Linked DNA regions of Homo sapiens: region 1 is linked to region 2. A link is an interaction called in ENCODE POLR2A ChIA-PET data of the cell type or tissue named here. Cell type or tissue: Panc1. All regions are shown on one strand.

Region 1 (8,000 bases), 310 kb after region 2:
ACTCTTTGTGGGAAAAGGGTTGTTGATACCCTGCAATATTAAATAAGTTCCGTGGGTTGAGAAAAAAACTAGGACAATTAACAACATGGATGTTGTCAATTAACATGCTGTTTAATTAACATGAGAAAGTTGATACTCTTTGAACCTAAAAGAGCACATAGAATTTCGATAGGTGGAAATATGGTGAATCTGTACTGGTTGGGGGAACAGCATCAATGTTCATTTTGAAAAAAGCAGAATAAATGATGTCATTGATTCTGGGGATGGGGCTGACTGGCCCTCTCCCCCTGCCTCTTCCTCTCCGCATCTCTCCCCCCAATTCATTCACACTTTGACACAAGGGTGCCACGTAGGGGTATCTCTCCAGACCTTCTTCGTGGGTTAGCCCCTCAGCCCCCTGTCCAGTGCTGTGGTCGTGATCGAAAGTTGTATCTAAGGCAAGACATGTTTTTCCTAGTGTGTGATTAATTTGAACCCAGGAGTTTGGTGATTGTATCTGTTTACTTGGACTTACTGGAAGGTCAAGTTTTCTCAAGAACATTAACAAATCAGTAAAATTATCAATTAGTAGCACTGCTTTAATTTCTTAAACTCAGAATTGACTTGTCCATACATCCGTTTATATTTAATTTCCCTGAAGCTCTGAAAATAGGGCAAAAGAACATAGTCTTGGTCCATCAGAGGTCTTCTTTTTTGTCTTTTTGGCCTATCCTTTGGGCTCAGTCTAAATCTTTCCCCCAGGATTTTAAGTAACTCCACACTTAAGGTTTCTAAAAAGTAGCAGTGATAGCTGAAAACCTAATACAGACTGAAAATGAATGGGAAGTTCATATAAATCAGTCATAAACACATCAAATTCCCAGTGAATTCAAAAGAAGATGAACAAATAATTCTCAAAAGAATAAATATTTGTAAACAAATATTAGTAAATAAATACAAAAAAATAGCATTTCACTTTCTGATATCCAGGAAAAAAAAGTAAGTTACAACCGCCTTCATGTTCTTTTCTTTGCCTGTTAATCATAGACAGTCAGCCTTCTGTATCTGTGGGTTCTGCATCCAAGGGTTCAACCCACGGCAGAGTCACCCAACTGTGAACTGAAAATATTCAGGAAAAAAATGGATGATTGCATCTGTACTGAACAGGTACAGACTTTTTTTTCTTGTCACTGTTCCCCAAACAATACAGGATAACAGCTATTTACATAGCATTTACATCGTATCAGGAATTGTAAGTAACTGGAGATGATTTAAAGTATATGGGAGGATGTGTGAAGGTTATATGCACATACTACACTATTTTATATCAGGGATGTGAGCATCTGTGGGATTGTGGTATCCACAGGGGTGCTGGAACCACTCTCCCATGGATGCCAAGGGATGACTGCATAGATTGGATATCTCAATTTATACTCCCAGAAACATAGCAGATTGCCTACATACAGCACACCATTTTCGTCCCTCAAACTCTGCTCCCCTTTCCATCTTGTTACTAGGCTCTCATAACTTGGATATTGAGTTGTCCAAGCCAGAACCAGGGAATCAACATGTATTTCTCCCTCTCCCCAGTCCCCCCCATCTAAACCCTCAGAATGAAGTCGGGCCCTTGAGCATCAGGAGCAAGGCAGCAGGCCCCATCCCCACCACCCTCTCACGGCCGACTGTCAGGGCTTCCTGCCTGGCACTCAGAACCAGCCAATCCAAACGTCAAGTCTCAGCTTGGAAGCCAGCCCCAGGAACCCTTTCCTGACAGCCCTGCCTTCATCAGGGTGTGCTGACCCCTGTGCGTTCCCACAGGCACCTGGGACTTCCCCTCTCATGACACTGTGGTTCCATTGTGGGTGGTTCTCAGACTACAAGCTCCCCCGGGGCAGTGGCCAGGTACTGTTGCCTGCTGTGTGCCAGCCACCCATTCTCCTGACACATGGGCACATTGAGAGACAGTTCCTATGGACATGTCATGTTTCTGCACAGTCCAGGTCCTCTGAGCAAAGACATTTACAGCCAAGTTAATAATGTTCGTATAAGGAGACATTTTAGGACAATACAGCTTACAGAAGTTTCCCTTCCACTTCCCTAAAACAGTTGCTTACATTCCAGGATCAAGCTAAGTCTCTGTCTCTCCCTCTCGACAGTGGAGAGGGAAGGTCACCAGCAGCCCTGTACAAGGTCAGCGTTCCCTAATTCTGGGGCTTCTCTTCTGTGATGATTCCACTACATGCATAAGTGACACTTGGCCCTCACCATGTCACATCACTGTGGGGACTGGCACTTAGCAAACTAGTGCTAAGATGTCGTTCTTTCTGCTCTCTCTGACTCAGAGGTCTTGCACCTTCTGTTGTGAACACTCATACTCACACACACACACACTTTTCCACACACATGCACACACAGTGGCAGGCTGACGTATTAGCTGACAAGTGACATAAAACCTCAGGCCCTTCACAATTTTGGATGTAACGAGGGTAAGCTTGGAGGGTGATATGACTCGCCTGTTGTCCCTCAGCTAAGCTGAAGTGGCAGGGGCTGAAGAGCAGTCAGAACCCCGCCTCCTGGGCCGGGGCCGGCACCTTCACCGTCACACCTCTGCCTCCTCTGTGTGACCAAGGAGCCTCCCAAACTTGAATGCACTTGCAGATCACCTGAGAATCTGGTCAGAATGCAGATTCTGCCTCAGCAGGGCTGGGGTGGGCCTGAGACTATTTCTCATGAGCTCCCAGAGTTAGTGGTGCTGCTTGTTCCCCACCACGCTGTGAGCAGCACTTATCTGAGACACACACACCATCCCAGTCTCTGCAATGCAAGTGAAGCCTACACATTTCAGAAATGTATGAACACTGTGTTAAAGGGAGAAAATGGTTCATGAACAGTTTATTCTTTCACTGTGGGTGAGTAATGATAACTTCCTAATTGGCCACCATATTTATAAGGACTCCAGAGGGGAGGCGGAAGAGAGTATAAATGACAACTGTCCAACAGGCAGAATTGAACATTTTTTTCCATGGGACTTGAATCTATTTTGAAAGCATCTGTCATGTGTCCTGTTGACTTTATGATTATGTCTCAACTTAATCGGTCCTTGGGGAATGAGAAGTTTAGAAGATTGTCCCCAGTATGACTTAAGCAATTCAGCAGTATTCAGGAAGTCTAATAGCCAAATAACAGCAAATACAGCTACCTTTAGACCAGGTGCTTTACATACTTAGTCTTATTAGTCTTCACATCCTACAAGGTAAGTGGTGGGACTCTCTTTTGTGGTCAGGTATATCTACTGAGAAAGACTAATGGCATGCCTAAGGTCATTACCAAAGTAACTGACAAATAAGATGTGAATCCAAATGTGTGACTCCAAAGACTTCCAGTCTCCTGCCCACCGTTTCTGCTCTGTTAACTAGTCACCTTTTCCCAAAGAGTTGTGGGGAAATTATTGAGAAGAAAGCCTAAAATCCTACTTCAAATGTTTAAGTTGAGAGACATCTTTTCAGCACTAGGATTGTATTATTAGGGACTGCTTTCCATCAAGCTCATTTAAGACAGAGGAGTTTCAGTGATTTTCCTTCTACCCCAATTGTCAACTCAAGCTTTGTGGCTTTATAAGACACCACGGCAGTGTTGGAGCAGCTCTGCAGCGGCACCGGCTTCTGCAGAGGCTCCCTGCCTCCACCTGAAGGTCAGCAGCTGCCCTGGTGAGTCTTCGGATCTTGTGGGCAGGAGCCTCAGAACCAGGAACACAACAACCACTCAGAAACCCCTGGCCCAGCGTGCAGGAGCCCACACGCCTCAGGACTGGAGACAGCCCGAGCTCAGGACCCGGCATAACCATGTCAGAGGCTAGCGATTGGAGACTTTCAAGGCGCTGCAAATAAAGGAAATTAGACTGGAAAAGTACAAACGAGAGGAAGCTGGAGCCAGGGTTAAAACCAATGACTCACCTCTACCAAATTCATGATGACGATAAGTGGAAAAAAAATAAGCCTGAAATGGGAAGGGTGGTGCCAAATGGGCCCAAAACAAACACGGCTGAAGAATGGAAGGTTTGTTTTCACTTTGCCAGGGATTCCAAATGTGATCAGAGATAGAAACAAATGCAGCCCTTTCCCAGCCTTAGCGAGGCCAAGCCCATGGGGTGTTGGGTCAGAGGGGAGCCTGAAGGGGAGAGGGGGGAGGAAGAAGCTCAAGTCAGCACACAGCTGCAGAACCCCCACCTTCTCCTCCTGGGGGGAGTAGAGAGCTACACCCCCTGGCGGCTGTTGGGTTTGTCAGAGCTTGACTCTGTCCAGATGGCTGCGCACCCGGGTTGAGAGGCCCTGGGGAGCACCAGCACTCTTCCCTCCAAGTCACTGGAGCCCTCATCCATTAGGGACACAGAACCAGAAAGGAGGAATGTTTCCTCTGCAGCTTTAGTTTGACCCCACCTAGGCTGAGTCTTTGGTCTGTTAGTTCATGTGCTGGTTATGACTTTTTGAAAATCTTGGACCACATTTATGACTCTTAAGCAATTTAGGTACACATAGTCCACAAGAGCCAGCCTCCCCTGGTCTACCTGAAATGTGTGTAAAGCATTTAATCTAGGAAAGCCCTAAGCTGATGGGCCCTGGGGTGCTGGCCTATTGCTCCTGGGTGGCCCCTGGTAAATCATGAACCTTTGGTGCCTGTTTCCTCATCTGTAGTGCAAGATTTGTGCATGTGTCTCTTTCTCTTATGGGACTTTTATAGAGAAAAGAAAATGAGGGAAAAATATGAATATCTGTAAGCTTTGAAAAGAACTAAAAGCACAGCGTGAATTAACAGCAGTCCCATATTCATGGGGTTTCTGTTATAGAGGTGGAACCTTGCTAGACTCTGGAGAAAATAAGAAAGGATAAGTTAGTCCTCAAGAACCTTCCAGAGATGGATTAATCCTCACTGAGGCCATCTGCATTCCTTTGGTGGCAGAGTAGTTCCTGGGTAGGTATTTATAAATCATTTCAGGCTTAAACAGGATTAGAGGTGCTGTGCTTTTAAATTGTTTTAATTTAGAGTTTTTACCAGAAATTATTGTATAACATTTTGAGGGTAGCACAAGGAAATGGATTGCCTTTGCTGTATGGTGCCTTGAACACATCCCACAGGTTTACTTTTTTGCTATATGTTTTTTTCTGCACCCAAACAATGCACCGTTTGTATTTTGGCATTTACTTCAATAATCTTCCAAATAGACACCCGCAAGTACACTTGGATAGCAGACAGTCCCCTAAGATACAGAGCAAGATGTGCGACTCTCCTTCTGTATCCTTAGGAGCTCTGTCAACATAGAAGGTGTCACAACTCAGCATTGTAATGAAGATGAAGATAATGGCATATAATAACATGTAGGGCCAACTCAGACCAGAGATCTTTAATGAGGTAGGAGTTTGGTTTCACACATTCTTTTGCTTTAGTATCTGGCCTGGAGCCTGTGATAGAATCTCTCCTCAGAAAGGGCTATGTGTTAATTAGTGACTGTAACATGCTGCCTTTTTCTTTACTTAAAATGCTCAAGAATTGTTTTGTTTCTTGCCTGGGTCTTCTTAATGATTGTTTCTTATGTGCCTCCATCCCTTCTCTGCTATTTCTTTCCCCAATATCCCAATGAAATGAGCTTCACGAGAGTAGTTTTGCTTGGATGACCCAAAGGAGTTAAGTACTATTTCCAAGGTTTTGTAGCCACTGAATTGTTCTTACAAGGCATCGTGCTGCAAAGCAAGGACTGGCCTAGAAGACCTGAGCTGATCGCTGTACTAATAGCCAGCTGAGGAGCTCTGTGCAAATCAAATTATATTTACAGGATAGACTATATATAGGGCGTTGAATTAATTGCCATGGTTTTTATCATTCTTATGTTCTAATTTTTTGACCTGATGTGCTATTAATACAGTATCTTCCCTTTTCTATCAGTGTGAGTTTGTTATTGTAAATGGTGTTTTACAGGGACTGAACATTTAGCTTTTCTTTTTTAGTTGCTTACTCTTTTAGAGGAGACTGTGATGGCAAGAGGGAGGAGACATGGCAAAATACATAAGGCATATCTGTCTATATTTCTTTGGCATTGACATTTCATCAAGGGACATGACTCTGAAAGATGGCTGTCCCTTCTAATGGCTGGACTTTGCGGCTGTAGTGGCCAGAAGCATAAAGACGTGTAAAGAGGATTTTTCGGTACATCGAACACTGAATGTCTGGCTATGCAGCTTCTGTGATTGATATTCGGTTCTGTGGGCTCCTTCCTTCTTAAGTGCAGTCTGTAAAGGATGGTGGGGAATAGTAATTTCAAGAAAGATTTGGCATGAGTATCAGTCGTTGGGTGGTGGGTGTGAGAAGGGCGTTGCTATTGGTGGGTGAAGTGTTGTCACTTAGATGTTGTCATTTTCCCCCATATAGTTTTCATTAAGGTGACATTGCTGTGGCATCTGGGTCCAGGCAGGGTATAGCAGCCAGCATCTGACCACTTGCAGTCGTGAACATATATATATATGTATATATATGTGTGTATATATGTGTATATATGTATATATATGTATATATGTATATATATGTATGTATGTATATATATGCATGTATATGTATATATGTATATATATGCATGTATATGTATATGTATGCATATGTATGTGTATATATATAGAGAGAGAGTTTATTAAGTATTAACTTACACAATTACAAGGTCCCACAGTAGGCTGTCTGCAAGCTTGAGGAGCAAGAAGAGCTAGGTCCGAGCCTCAAAACTGAAGAACTTGGAGTCCGATGTTCGAGGGCAGGAAGCGTCCAGCATGGGAGAAAGATGTAGGCTGGGAGGTGAGGCCAGTCTCTCGCTTCATGTTTTTCTGCCTGCTTTATATTTGTTGATGGCTGATTAGATGGTGCCCACCAGATTAAGGGTGGATCTGCCTTCTCCAGCCCACTGACTCAAATGTTAATCTCCTTTGACAACACCCTCACAGATGCACCCAGGATCAATATTGCATCCTTCAATCCAATCAAGTCGACACTCATTATTAACCACCACAAGTCCATCCCTTGTCAACTTGAACCCATACACATTTCCTGAGATCATACATAATCTTCAAATACAATAAGATCATAATTACACCTAACATAATACAACTATCCTTTGTACTACCAGAAACGCACTGATCCCCAACCCAAATACTATTACATAAGATTAGCAATACTTAAATGCTGATATGAAGTCAGTAAATCTTATGTCACACAATAAAGGAAAAGGAAATACAATAAAGATATTTTCTTAGTACAAGTGTATACATGCACAAACATGTTTTTAGCAAAAGAAAGAGGAAATACTCATGACAATTACAGTCCCCATTTCTGGAGCCGGAACTGGTCACATGGTCGTAGCTGGTATTGATGACTACCTTCTTCTACCCAATCTGTATTCCCTTTGCCTTCAGCAAGCACCTCAGCAGGTTGTGGTTTTTTCCCTGCTTCATTCTTGAGGGGTCTGAGCCATTTGTAGTCCTGCCTGGGTTGGGCTGTTGTAGTTTCCCGTCGACCTTAATCACAGGCAATGGTAAGACTAAGAGACACCCTAATGGATCTCCTGTATTCCATGCATACTCTTCCTTATCTCTGTTGTGGAGTTGTAGACTGATTTCATCTAGAGAGTCTGGGTCAATCACCCCAGCCAACACTGTAACTCCCTTCTTACCCTGTTGACTTAAGGTAATAAGAGCCCAAAGTGTCCAGGCAATCTTAACTTCAAGTTTAATGGAATCATTGTTGTGTCTCCTGGTAGCCGCGTTCCTCCCTTTGGAACTAAGACCTCTAGGCCAGCAGAACATAATGTTGTGGGAACAGGAAGCAAAAATTTTGCCAGTGGATCATTAGGGGTGATGGTGAGTAGTGCCACTTCCACTTCCACCTCTTAGTTCCTGGACCCGTGAATCCTGGCTGTGGGAGAAACAGTAACATATATTGGAGGCTGACTGAGAGCATACACAGCCTTTTGGAGAACTTTGCCCCAG
Region 2 (8,000 bases):
GCTTGCCTCATTTTCAGTATTTCTCAAAAATCAATTTATTTCTAGTTCAAAAAGGAACTTCAGCAAATCTCTTGTTAATTAACTGCCATTTTTATTTTTAGAACCATTCTTATACTAGTTAAATATGCATATCTCAGCCACCTTCTTGCCCACAGTTCTACTCATTTTCTTAGTTCTTCACACTTCAACAGTGTGAGAATTTCTCAGAATCTAATTCAGTGAATTCCCCTGGATGAGACAAGGTGCTGAAACATACAATTCCTTTTGTCTTCCAAACAGATGGAATAGGTTATTTATTTGAGTATAACAACTCTTGAAAGAAATGCATACCGTATGCCATAAACCTGTAAGATTCTGCCTCATTCAATGTTATTTCTTTTCAGAGGATTGAGTTACTCTTTGAATCATTTTCTCAGACTAACTGCTTACCAATTCGGGCATGTGAAATAGGATCTTATATGTGCTACAGGTCTGTGCTTTTTGTTTTTGTTTTTGTTTTTTTGAGACTGAGTCTTACCCTGTCACCCAGGCTAGAGTGCAATGGCGTGATCTCAGCTCACTGCAACCTCCACCTCCCGGGTTCAAACAATTCTCCTGCCTCAGCCTCCTGAGTAGCTGGGATTACAGGCACCCGCCACCATGCCCAGCTAATTTTTTCGGAGTTTTTTTTGTTTGTTTGCTTTTTTGAGACAGAGTTCACTCTGTTAACCCAGGCTGGAGTGCAGTGGTGTGATCTCAGCTCATTGCAACCTCTGCCTCCCAGGTCCAACTGATTCTTCTGCCTCAGCCTCCCAAGTAGCTGGGACTACAGGCACGTGTCACCATGCCTGGCTAATTTTTGCATTTTTAGTAGAGATGGGGTTTCGTCATGTTGGCCAAGCTGGTCTCGAACTCCTGACCTCATGCAATCTACCAGCCTCGGCCTCCCAAAGTGCTGGGATTACAGGTGTGAGCTACTGTGCCTGGCCTGTACTTGTTTTTTAAAATAATGGTTATTAGAAAAAAACATAAGGAACTTTAGTGTACCTTCTAGAATTTGTCTTATCCTCTGCCCATTGCAACTATTTGATCCCCTGGCTCCAGCTGGTCTCTTCTTAATATTCCTTCTCTCTCTCTTTTTCTATTTGAATAAATCTCTAATCAATTAAAACAACAGGCAGATTATAAAAGAAGATTCATTTTTTAAAAAAATCAAGGCATCTCTTGAAATATTTATTTGAATCTAGCAAGAGCAAAGGGGCAGATGTGGAGATGAACAGGTCCCTTTCTGGGAAAAGGGGACTGGTATGATCAATCCAGAGGGTTGGTGTTGCCACAGCCATCGTCCACTGTGTGAAAGGAAGACAGAAAGAAAAAGCATCAAGATGAGAAAGGGGTTTTCTTATGGATTGTTGCAGGGGAGCCAGAATTAAGACCAGCCGTCTACATTTAAAACTAAGTACAAAATTACCTTGGTTTGTAAGGTTACATTTAGTCAGGTCATGCTGGGCAAACAGCAGTTTTCTCACAAGGTAATCACATTGTCACAGATTGGTATTGCCAATGTCAGAGATGATGTTGATTGGGGAGTCTGCAACTGTTAGGAAATGGGTCAAAGATTCATTATTTGGGACTACAGTAGAAAGGCGATTGTGTGTTTTGTTTGTTTGTTTGCTTGCTTGCTTGCTTGCTTGCTTTGGGATTGTTTCCCTGAGCTTGGCTTTGTCCTGTTTCCCTGAATGAGGACTGTGACAAGCACATGATGTGCACGCTGCCATGACAGGTGCAGAGCTGGGTACTGGTTTGCCTTTACAGTTATAATGCTGACGTTCTGCCCCTAAAATAGATTTAACCACAGGTGTTTGGTTAGCAGTTTTCCTATTTGTGATCATTAATTTGATATGTTGTCTTATTGAACCAGCTGTATAGACATAGGTATAGCAAGCAGTGTTGATTCATTCACAAAGACCCCTTAGCATGGTTATAAAAATGAGAGCTATATGATGTTAAATCTTGAGGGTTAACTTTTGTTTTGTGGTCACTTTTATATCTGTGGCAGAAATATTTGATTCTGGATTGCTGAAATCAGTAATCCAGAACTTTCAGATTCAAAGTTCACCTCTTCCAGGTTTCACATCCACTACCTAGGTCTCAAAGATTATTCCATCTCTCTGAGCTCCAAGTTTTCAGTGCTCCTGGCCATACTGCCTGTAGAGTTGGGATTCCCTAAGCCAACGTTCCCCAACCTTTGTGGCAGCAGGGACCAGTTTCATGGAAGACCATTTTTCCATGGACTGAGGTCGGTGGGGAAGATGGTTTCAGGATGAAAGTGTCCACCTCAGATCATCTGGCATTAATTAGATTCTCATAAGGCGTGTGCAACCTAGCTCCTTCACATGCATTGTTCACAATAGGGCTCACACTCCTGTAAGAATCTAATGACACCACTGATCTGACAGAAGGCGAAGCTCAGGCTGTAATTCTCGCTCACCTGCTGCTCACCTCCTGCTGTGTGGCCTGGTTCCTAACAGGCCATGGACCAGTATTGTTCCATGGCCCAGGGCTTGGGGACCCCTGCCCTAAGCTACACAACATGAACCAAGCCAGTGTCCTGGGAGGATGGTGTAGGCATTAACCCCACATATGAAATGCACTCATTTTAAATGAGCTTGTCATGTCTAATTACATTATATTTCCCTTTAAATGTAACATCTCTGGCATGGTCATTATCACAGATTTGATTTACTCAATTACATTCTGGTAGGAAGGAGGACAGATTCTAGGTAAATATGAAGGCCTATGGCTAAAGAAAAACACCCAGATTAGTAATAATAATAGTTAAATAATAATGTAACTATTGCTTTCAGTTGTTGTATAGTTTCAGACCAATCAATATATGTCATGATATTTGCAGGACTATTATAGTTATTAGCTTTTCCTGATAATTTATTATCATCATCTGTTTTAAAATTTTTAAAGGATTTTAAAAATGAGTTTTGAAGGATTAATTAGAAGATACCATTTAAGGAATGTTTTATTCTAGTCTTTATAAGCATAACCTGTTAGATCAAGCACTGGAGACAGAGGAAATAGACAGAAGGCTTCTATAACATGCCCGATTCAAATCAGAACAGTAATCACAGCGAAATTTGTATCATTTTGTTGAGGTAATTAATCCTTGTTTTGTTGATCTTGGATTAGTAGGCACTCCACTTTCTCAAAGTTTTCTGCCTCCAGTGCAAACAAGTTCTGGAACTCCTGACTCAGTCCCTTGGTAGTCTTCATATGTGGTGGTGATATCAGCTGATATAGGGATGCGTGTAACTAAGATCCAATTTTCTATTCTATGAAGTGTCGAAAGAACTTGTTAGAGTCCTTTAATCGAGCTGTTGTGATGTTTCTTCCAGCAGCCATCAATACTGACGCATGGTTTTGGCAGGGGTATTTAGGATCGTGTGACAAAAAATCAGAAACCACCTGTTGGTGCTAAGGCTGAATAGGTCTGGTTGTTTACTCATTATAACCACTAATATCCAAATTGAGGCCAGTTTAGTTTCATAAATAATTAGTCAGTGACGGCCATGAGAGTGGTGAGGGCACAGAACAATCTCCATGGCCTTTTAATTTATTCCATCCAATGTGTGTTTGGATTACCACCAACTGAAAAGGCTATTTTAAATGTGGAAATGGGATCTTCTTTTAAAAAATTGTTGACCATTATTGTGCCATTCTTTAACATGAAGGAGAGTGTGCCTCTCTCCACAATGAAAAGGTCATCACTGCTGAAGCATAATCATAATGCTCATATTTTACTCATCATAATTAAGTGGTGGTTGAGCTTTTCATTTTTTCATGTCTTGGCAGGTCTTTTTGTATTGGATTCTTGATGAACAGGACAGCTCTCAACATAGTATTAAACCAAATAAAAATCTACGAAATGCTGAACATAGCCAATTATTTCTAGGATCCCTTTTCTCATAAAGTGAAGAAGAAAAATCTTTAGTGTCACCGGAAGTTTTCTGAGAAACCGCAAAGATGGTTTAGATGTAGAAGATACTTCTAAAAGTTGTATTAGTTTGAGGCCAGGCGCAGTGGCTCATGCCTGTAGTCCCAGCACTTTGGGAGGCCGAGGTGTGTGGCCAACGTGGTGAAATCCCATTTCTACCAAAAAATACAAAAAATTAGCCAGGCTTGGTGGTGGGCACCTGTAATCCCAGCTACTTGGGAGGATGAGGCAGGAGAATTGTTTGAACGCAGGAGGCAGAGGTTGCAGCGAGCCAAGATCGTGCCATTGCACTCCAGCCTGGGTAACAAGAGTGAAACTCTGTCCAAAAAAAAAAAGTTGTATTAGTTTGACTGTGGGGGTGCAGATTTGTGGAAGGCAATTTCAAAAAGAGTTATCTGGGATGCAAGATATGAGTGTAAATCTGGAGTGGCTGAAGACAAGACGTAACTTCAGCTTGGCTCAGAATGATAATATTTATAATAAAACGGTTAAAGAAGTTATTAGGAACTCTAGCATTTTCATAAGCAAGGATCTTTTGCTAAATATTAATTTAAAAGATTGAACTCTAGCATTTCCACAAGTGAGGAAATTTTGCTAAAAGTGACTCGAGAGTAACAAAAGCGCAAAAAAAAAATTAACACGATATCAAGTAGGAGGATTTTAGTGACAAAAGAAGCTCTTGTTCTTTGGGCACAGACTATTCTTCACAATTTCTTACTGAAAACAGAGTATATACTCAAATATAATCAGAGAGAAAACCCAACACTAACTTCATTATTTTTGTACCCTACTCATGTAACATTTGCAGTAGAAAGTTCACAGGCCTTTTCTCTATCTTGTAAGTAAACTCATCAAAATTACACAAACTTTATAAAAGACTGTGACACCTTTCATTGTTTTTTTTTTTCAAGTTCATTATTTCCAGGCATTATAAACCAAGACAAATAAGGTTCACTTCTTCTCAACCTTTCCATAACTTATTGCACATCCTCAAATATGTCTTAATTTTACATATTAACACACAGCCAGATTTTTTAACCTTAGACACACTTTCTTCCTCGATAAACAAAAATGCATTCCATTATCTTACAGACACATTCATATTATTTTACAACTATTGTACCTAGTACAGTGTAGTAGGCAGAATAATGTCCTCCCAAAGATGTCCAGAGCCTATTCCCCCAGACCTGTGGCTGTGCCACCTTACGTGGCCAAGGGGAATTAAGGTTTATAATCAGCTAACCTTGAGATAGGAAGAAGACCCTGGATTATCCCAGTGGGCCCAATGTAATCACAAAGGTCCTTAAAAGTGGAAAAGGGAGCAGCTGGAGGCAAATGAAAGGGTCAGAGCGATGTGACACAAGAAAGGCCCATTGTTGCTAGTTTTAAAGGTAGAAACAGAGGGTTACATGCCAAGGAAATCAGGTGGCCTCTAGGAACTGGAAAAGGCAAGAAAATGATTCTCTCCTAGAGCTCCCAGAATGCAGTCCTTCCCACACCGTAATCTACCCACACCCTAATTGAAGCCTAGTAAGACCAGTGTTGTACTTCTAACCTGCAGAACTGTGAAATAATAAATGTATCTAGTTTTAAAGCACTGAACCTGTGGTGATTTGTTACAGCAGCATTAGAAAACCAAACACCGCATATTCTCACTCATAGGTGGGAATTGAACAATGAGAACACATGGACACAGGAAGGGGAACATCACACTCTGGGGACTGCTGTGGGGTGGGGGGAGGGGGGAGGGATAGCATTGGGAGATATACCTAATGCTAGATGACGAGTTAGTGGGTGCAGCGCACCAGCATGGCACATGTATACATATGTAACTAACCTGCACACTGTGCACATGTACCCTAAAACTTAAAGTATAATAATAATAAATTTAAAAAAGAGGCAAAAAAAAGATCAACAGACCACTAGTAGTTAGCTTAACAAAAAAAACAAGATCCCAATAAACACAATAAAAAATGACAAAGATCACATTAAAAAAAAAAGAAGAAAACTAACACATGCAGCATCTACTTTTCATGAGTTATAACTTTGAAACCATGTAACTGAGTTGTTTCCTCACAGACATAGAGAAGGCTAGGAGACAGTTGCCTGTGTGCACTTGAGATCAGCTGAGATTCCAGAAAGCTGCCTGTGACTCCTCACAATGTCCTTCCTCCAACAGTCTGATATATTGTTTTTGTATTTCATGAATTAGCAACATGAACAAGTCCAGGACATTTGTACATTTGCAGATATTTGAAGCGCATATATGTGTGTGCCTATGTGTTTAGTGGACAGTGTTTTTTCAAAAAGAGGACACTAAGAATTTTACTCAGAGGAATTTGGTGGAGTAACTCAGTAACAGATTGTTGTGGAATTCCCTAAGGTGAAGAAGAGCGACTCCTTCATGAAACAGCAGTTATTACAATTCAATCTAGCTGAACACTCGTTAACCTTTTTAAATGTTTAAATAATAATATTAGCTTATCTGTTTAATAAACCTAGAATTGGAAATCTTAAAAATTCGTATTATTAAAAATTGAGGAAACAAACCTAATCTTTTATAAAACAGATCATGCTAACAAAAGATTTATGAAATGATAAAACCAGGGGAAAGACATCTCTGTTTTTCCCCTAATATTATCAAATCAGTCTGATTTTGCAAGGATTTCCTTTACCTGAAAATACTGCATCAACTCTTTTTACCTTAGATACTAAATATTGAAACCTCTTCAAATATCCTTAAAGGTCCTGAAGTGTCTTAGTACTATTTTTTACCTTGTCTTTGCTAACCTGGTATCAACTTTTATTTCTTTGCTTTAAATTTTTTAACCTAGCTACCAAGGCTGTTAATTTAATTCATTGTGAAATTTCTTTGTGTTTTTCCTTGAAATAAGCTTTTGTGAAAGATGTTGTTGTTGTTGTTGCTGTTGTTGTTGAGACAGTCGTACTCTGTTGCCTGGGCTGGAGTACAGTGGCATGATCTCAGCTCACTGCAACCTCTGCCTCCCAGGTTCAAGCGATTCTCCTGCCTCAACCTCCCGAGTAACTGGGATTACAGGCTCCCGCCACTGCACCCAGCTAATTTTTTTTATTTTTAGTAGAGACAGGGTTTCACCATGTTGGCCAAGCTGGTCTCGAACTCCTGACCTCATGATTCGCCCACCTTGGCCTCCCAAAGTGCTGGGATTATAGGCATGAGCCACCAAGCCTGGCCAGATTTTTATTTTTTTTCTTAAAGGACCAGCAACTTAAAGCATTCTGAGAGTATTTTCATTGGCAATTTTTTAGTTTTCTTGTTGTAATTACATATACAAGGACTTACTTGTTTACATAAGCCAATCAAATTGGGAGCTCCATTTATCAGTCTCATCCAGAGAATAGAAAAGTTATACCAATTTCTAGACACAGAAAATGTTTATACACATACAACAGAAGAATCCCCAGCAAACTCTTGGGTAAGCTGGAGGATTCAGGAACTTCTGACTGGATGTCTTCTTATCTCATATGTGCTATTTTTTTGTAATCCTTGTCAAGTCCATTGTGGATTGAACCAGGGGATACATTTTAAGATTTATTAACACCTTTTTGTCAGCACATGTTTATTGGCATATTTCTATATTTCTGTGTGACTTTTCTAATTTTTAACTTTAAAAAAATTATGGATTCACAGGAAATTGCAAAGATAGTAAGGAGGGGTCCTATGCATCCCTCAGCCAGTTTCCAGCAATGGCTATATCTTATGTAACTATAACACAATAAATCAGGAAATTAACATTGCAGTATATGTGTACAGTGTCATCACATGTGTGGATTTGTGTAACCATCAAGGCTATCAAAATACAGAATTATTCCCTCAACCCAATGATATTTGTTGTACCATCTTGTCATAGTCACAGTCTTCCTAAGTATCCTAAACTCCTAGCAATCATTAATTTGTTCTCCATCTCTATAATTTTGTTATTTCAAGAATGTTATATAAGTGGTATCTTACAATATAGAACCTTTTGAGACTGGC

Evidence for each region. ChIA-PET counts read pairs that join two places held together with the same protein. Peaks named below come from ENCODE experiments on the same cell type or tissue, not always from the same donor. Only the 100,000 strongest peaks of a DNase experiment are listed, where the experiment ranks them.
Region 1: POLR2A ChIA-PET joins it to region 2 with 26 read pairs; 2 of 35 experiments call an interaction of 5 or more read pairs at or near these places.

What each region holds. Positions count from the first base shown.
Region 1 is chr5:10,721,131-10,729,130 of GRCh38, reverse strand. The region is part of intron 2 of DAP (death associated protein); the gene reads left to right. Among named protein-coding and RNA genes, the nearest start is that of DAP-DT, 36 kb to the left of the region's middle. RefSeq lists an enhancer at 1,281-1,780 and a silencer at 2,652-2,815. In Panc1, a CTCF peak has its summit at 4,242 (motif pointing left); DNase peaks (open chromatin) are centred at 2,318 and 3,850; H3K4me3 peaks cover 992 bases; H3K27ac peaks cover 3,677 bases.
Region 2 is chr5:11,032,748-11,040,747 of GRCh38, reverse strand. The region is part of intron 16 of CTNND2 (catenin delta 2); the gene reads left to right. Among named protein-coding and RNA genes, the nearest start is that of CTD-2154B17.1, 250 kb to the right of the region's middle. In Panc1, no CTCF peak of the experiment used is centred here; no DNase peak of the experiment used is centred here; H3K27me3 peaks cover 482 bases.